2 separate regions of the Homo sapiens genome follow, and region 2 is linked to region 1. Evidence: read pairs that join two places in POLR2A ChIA-PET (ENCODE). Cell type or tissue: CD4-positive, alpha-beta T cell. All regions are shown on one strand. Each heading gives the region's core, and the rest is flanking DNA. Links, peaks and the distances in the headings are about the cores only.

Region 1 (2,922 bases), core at 114-2,613:
TTCGTTAGATACATTTTCTATTTTCCATGTTACCTCAGATGACAGCTCTGCTTAGGTTTCTCTCACCGCATGAAAGGATCTCTTTTCCTTAACCTTCTGATATCATCTTCTCACTTTCCTCCAGGTTTTGACTGACAGCCTCCTTGAGACCTTTTAAAATTCTGCTAAGTTTTTCTCCAGGCCCTTTAGGCTTTTGTTAATAGTTCACAGGTTTCTTCCAGCTTTTGCCTGATCCCAAACCCAAAGTCGTGTATTTTTGATGTATATTATGGCACTCCACTTTCAGTTCCGGTTATCTATATCTGCATAACAATTTATGATCAAAATGATAACAATTATTTTGTTACCTCATGGTTTCAGCCAGTCTGGAATTGGGGAAGGATTTGACTATGTAGTTCTAGCTGTGGGTTTTATAAGTTGCAGTCAGACGGCGACGGAAGCTGGAACAGAGGGCTGCACCTCTCCGTGGCTCTTCATGTAGTCTTAGTGTTTCTCCATTGGTTTCCTTGTGTGCTTTAGTCTGGGCTTTCTTGCAGCATGGTGGCTGCAGGGCAGTTGAACTGCTGCAATTGCAGTTCAGAGATCCAGTGTGGGAGTTCAAGCAAGTGAGAAAGAGGATGAATTAATTGCTTGTAATCATTGAGCCTCAGAAGTTGTCCAGCATCATATCTGCTACATTTGATTGGTGTCAAGTGTGTCATAAGTCTACATAGATTCAAGGAGAGGAAAATTATATTTCATCCCTTGATGGAGAAGGGAAAGGGCAGAAAGGGACAATTTCATTTGGTATATCTGTGATTAGCACAGGAAGTCTTTGTTGGCCAGCTGCGGTGGCTCATGCCTGTAATCCCGGCACTTGGGAGGCTGAGGTGGGTGGATTACCTGAGGTCAGGAGTTTGAGACCAGCCTGGTCAACATGTCAAAACCCTGTCTCTACTAAAAATACAAAAATTAGCTGGGTGTGTTGGCAAGTGCCTGTAATCTCAGCTACTCAGGAGGCTGAGGCAGGAGAGTTGCCTGAACCTGGGAGGCAGAGGTTGCAGTGAGCCGAGATCGCGCCACTGCCCTTCAGCCTGGGCAATAGAGCAAGACTCCATCTCAAAAAAAAAAAGAAAAAGTCTTTGTTAGCATGCAAAGATACAGAGGTGGTGGACCTGCTGAAAAAGGCAGCTCAGGGTCCTCTGAGAAGACGACCTCTCGGCTGCCTGGGAATACACATTAGAGATAATTTCTGTAGTAAAATACACATAGCATAAAATTTCCCATTTAAATGCACAATTCAGTGGTATTTTACATTCACAATGTTGTCCAACCACCACCACTCTCCAACAGATAATTATTTTTGGGGGAGGACAGGGTTCAGGAAAAGCTGAACCACGTTCAACCACAGAAAGAAACCACAGCTCCCGAAGAGAAACTGGAATAAGATGGGGAAATGATTTGGGACTGGGGGCCTGCCCTTAGTGCAGGGTTGGGGAGGACTTGTTCTGGCCATTATGCATTGCTAAGGAACCCTGCCCTTAGCAGCCACAATGGCACAATGACGCCAGGCCATCTCTGTGCAGTGGGAAAGCATTGATTGCTGGGATCAGGACCAATTTTTCACAGTGACGCTTTGCAGCAGAGGCCAAAGCAATGAAGATCATGGGCTGTTTAAATTTCTCAGTTCTCTTTTAGTACGAAGGTTGGCTTTCCTATGCTTAAGTAAACAGTTTTTTTGCTGAGAGTAAATCATGTGAAACAAAATGGTCTTCTTTCTAATCAGGTGATAATCAGTTGAAAAAATAAAGTGAATATGACCATATTTTCTCTAATGTTTTATAACTAATCATACTGGATGCTTGTAGTTAGGAATGAGTATACTGATCTTCAAAAAATAGAGAAATTTGACTTTGAATTTACCTTTCGATTTAACATATTCTGAATAACTGTGTTACTGGGATGGGGTTATTATATTTCTGACTCCCAGTAACTCAGACATTAGAAGAGATAAGGAAAGTGACAAACCTGTTTTTATTCTAGTATTATAATTCTTCGCTGTCACGAAAGCCAGGCTGTTTTGCTTCCTTTCTGTAAGAAATTGTCAGTTGATAGGCAAAACTTCAAGAATAATTAAAGAAATAGGATAGGTACATTCCCTTGGGAAAATCAATCTTCTGTAAATGTATTCAAATGAATTCAGTATCCTTTCCTTTTAATAGTGCTTATCTAGGTGAAAACATTTATTTTAGATTTTGTTATGGCACCCAGAAAACTATGATGCCTCTTTAAAAATAAATTATAGGGTAAAAGTCACAGAGGAGGATGATTGAAAAGAAAAAGTCTCAGGAACATTCCCTGTGTGTCTCCCTCTGTCTTCTGTGCACTCAAAGCATGGCAAATCAATCTCAGAACACTTCCTGTTACCTGAGACTCTCTTGAAGTGTCTTCGTAAATGTTTAATGCATCCCTATCTCTTATTCAGTATGCCAGGAGGAGAGAGATTTGTTTTTGGCAGGGGTTGGCTTTGGTAAATGCCACAGGTTAATTCACAGGTTCTGTTGCATCTGTGTAAATTGGGAAGATTTGACAGCTGCGCCCAAAATACTGGCCATTCTCTTTGGGAAGCCAGACTTTGACACTTGGTTTAAGGCAAAATGAATGTCAATTTGTCGTTTACCTCACCTCCTCCACAAAAACACTAAAAGATTGTTTTTATCAATATAAAGATCCCTGCTTTGAGAATCCTCGAAGCCATAGTGTATGTGTTTTGAACTGGAGATGGGATGGCAGAGTTGTTTAGAGGACTAACATGAGACTAGAGATACTGATAGCTACTACCCTGCAAAGGTTTACCATGGACTGGTGCACTATGGATGTATGCTATCTCATTTAACTCTCACAGCATTCATAAGCACTTGTAAATTGTTCATTCATAAATTG
Region 2 (2,922 bases), core at 165-2,664, 80 kb before region 1:
ATTTATATTTAACATTTCTTGTGAACAAAAAACTTTAACTTATATTTTATGCTTGTATTTTTGTTATACATACAATCAATGTTCAATTGCATTTTTAAAATATTTTGGAACAACACAACTAACTCAGTTATGTAAAATATACCTCTTATTTACTAAAATAAATATTTAAAATTATAATTTTATAATTACTATAAAGGATATATATTCTAAAATAATCTGAAAAGTCAATGTTCTTCATCTCTACTTGCACTCTCCCTTTGATGTCCACCAATAATGGTTAGGAAGTGAACTGGGGATTTGCCCCAGGGAGTGGTCTTATCACACAGGGAGGAGCCATAAATCATGATCACTGGGGATCATTAAGGATACATCAGATGCCTCTGAAAATGTCATCTTCTGCTAAGCACTGTAGAATGCTGTCAGTATAAAGTTAATAAATAAATTTCAATTAAAATATTGAGAACTAATTGGAAAAAAATTAGTTGCCTAAATGTTAAAAGTTTCCTTACAATAATTTTCTACACATATGTAAAGTCCAAGTCTCGGTCCTCCTGTGGATTTACAATATGAACTCATAAAAATACCTTACATCTTTGTTTTCCCATCTATAAAACAGTATAATAATTCCTACCATACCTTTTTCATGGGGTTTTATTATAAAGAGAAAATTAGATGATGTGTATGAGTTTTATAAACTGTAATAATTATCATAGTAATTTTCCCTGTGAAAAAGGATATTCATGTTTAAGGAAAGCTAGATTTAACACAATAGAGTCATAAAGTCTAGTTATATAAACATTCATTACACATTTTATTTAATTTTGAAAGTCAAGCTGGTTTTAAAAATATATTGGCATTCTTTAAAAGCTAAATATCTCATTAATCATATTAGATGTAGAAATGATTTGTTGTATTTTTCATCATTCTTAGGATTGTGGTCTTTAGAGTTTTGCATCCAATCATTTTTGTATTTATAATGCAGTTTCTGAAATCACTTCAAATATTGCTTAATGCTAATACTTACTGATTTAAAAGGGCTTAGAAACTTTTCATACTGATTCGTATTTTTGGTTTTTGTGTTTTACTGCTTCATTGGGTTTAAGTTCCTATAACAGGTAAGTGTATTGCAAAGAACTCTAGAAAACCTTTCAATCAAGGATATATTTCAAGTTATTATTCTTAAATGTATAATAAGGATAATGATTAGTACGTGTACCCTCACTACTAGTCACATTATTAGGTGGTTTAATGAGGTGGAAATGTATTGAGATTAATAATGCATATGTGATTATTTTAAAGACCTTACTGCTCATTGTACTACTGTATTAAAGCTTAATGCAAAACAAAAGGCACTGTCTATTTTATATTGGGACACAATCATCTGTAAGATTTGGAATATGGGTGAATTCTGTGTTTCTCACTGAGCCTTTTTCAATTGTAAATATTCTGCTACTCCAGCAGGTAAAAGTGAGCTCTGGGGCTGCTCCACTGAGCCCTGGCTACCTTCTTCCAGCTTGAGTGATTGCATTTTGCCTCTCTGACGTTATCTGTTCTCTTTACTTCTCATCCTTAACTGTATATTCTGTGGCAGTGCCCAAATCAATTGCTTCTGAATTTAATTTTTCTGGGGAGATGTATTTATTCTTTATGTCGGTCTGTTGATTGTAATATTTTAATAGAAGTAGATCCATTGACTTTGGTCGCATAGTGAGAACAGGAAACTCTCATGAATCATGTTTGTTAGCCAATGTTTTTGTGTAGAGGGGTGGGCAAAATCTGAGTAAAAGACATGAATTCACTTGAGTGGTTAGGTCACAACAGAATCTATCAGGGATTTTTTGATTCAGTGTATTTTTAGGAATGAATGCTACAAAAAGAGCATTCAGCTTAATAAGAGGGAGTAAAGATAAATGCAATCAAGCTAAATTACAGAGGCACACAAATCTGATTGTAGGGTTCTTTTTTTTTTCCCTTCTCCAGGAAGAAAAAATGTTTATCATGGGGACAACAATTCATTTTTTGCTATATCCTATTTGTAGAGTTGGTGATAGAACAGGCAAATGTACTAGCACTTGAAATATGTTTATCTGTTAATTAAATATCATTCTCTACAGTATGCATTATCATTAAAAAAAAAGTTCCCCTAAGAGTGTATTTTCTCTTCTGTTAATGAGTATGACGGTATAATGCTTTTCAAAGTAACACCCCTTAAAACATTTGTTTTTTTTTTTAAGTGGTAAGTTTAAATGTGATAAATATGAGCATGCTTCTCGTTGTAATGTTTAGTACTTCGGTCATTAAAGTACTGTTTATTCTTCATAGGCAAAAATGTTCTTGTTCTTTTCTTCCTTCTTATGACAGAAAAAGAATTTAAAGTTTCTTTTCTTTTTAAGCTAATAACACAATTGGGAAGGGACTTACGCTTAATTGTGAGTGGTCAGGGATTCAGTTGACTTTTTAATTCATTCATTGGAATATTTATTGAGTTACTGTTATGCATCAGGCACTAGGAATAGAAAGAAAAATATTCTGTCTCTGTACTGGGTGTTCAGAATTTAGTGAGGAAAATAGCCAAGTAGATAAATCATTAAAATATAGAGCAAGTGAAATGACATGTAAAAATGAATAAGAGGTCATGGGAACATAAAGAAGGAGCTTTGTAACTCAACCTGGAGGGGCCAGAAAAGACTTCCAGGGGAGGAACCCACATTTTGCTCCAGAAGCGCGCCCTGATTTCTCTCGCAGCGTGGCCAAGAGACTCAAAATACATTTGCAATAAAAACAATAACAGTAATAAGTCAAGGCGGCAGAGGTTGAATATAAATGCACGTGTAGTCTGGCTAGCAGACAGAGTGGCATCAGGGGGTGATCATGTGGAATGCCCATGTTTCCCAGTGCAGAGTGTGTTGTGGTAAAAAGCCC

Evidence for each region. ChIA-PET counts read pairs that join two places held together with the same protein. Peaks named below come from ENCODE experiments on the same cell type or tissue, not always from the same donor. Only the 100,000 strongest peaks of a DNase experiment are listed, where the experiment ranks them.
Region 2: POLR2A ChIA-PET joins it to region 1 with 5 read pairs; 3 of 35 experiments call an interaction of 5 or more read pairs at or near these places.

The regions. Positions count from the first base shown.
Region 1 is chr6:127,919,695-127,922,616 of GRCh38, reverse strand. No RefSeq gene overlaps it. Among named protein-coding and RNA genes, the nearest start is that of THEMIS, 20 kb to the right of the region's middle. In CD4-positive, alpha-beta T cell, for the core only: no CTCF peak of the experiment used is centred there; no DNase peak of the experiment used is centred there; H3K27ac peaks cover 171 bases.
Region 2 is chr6:127,999,389-128,002,310 of GRCh38, reverse strand. All of the region lies in intron 15 of PTPRK (protein tyrosine phosphatase receptor type K), which reads left to right. Among named protein-coding and RNA genes, the nearest start is that of PTPRK-AS1, 27 kb to the left of the region's middle. In CD4-positive, alpha-beta T cell, for the core only: no CTCF peak of the experiment used is centred there; no DNase peak of the experiment used is centred there.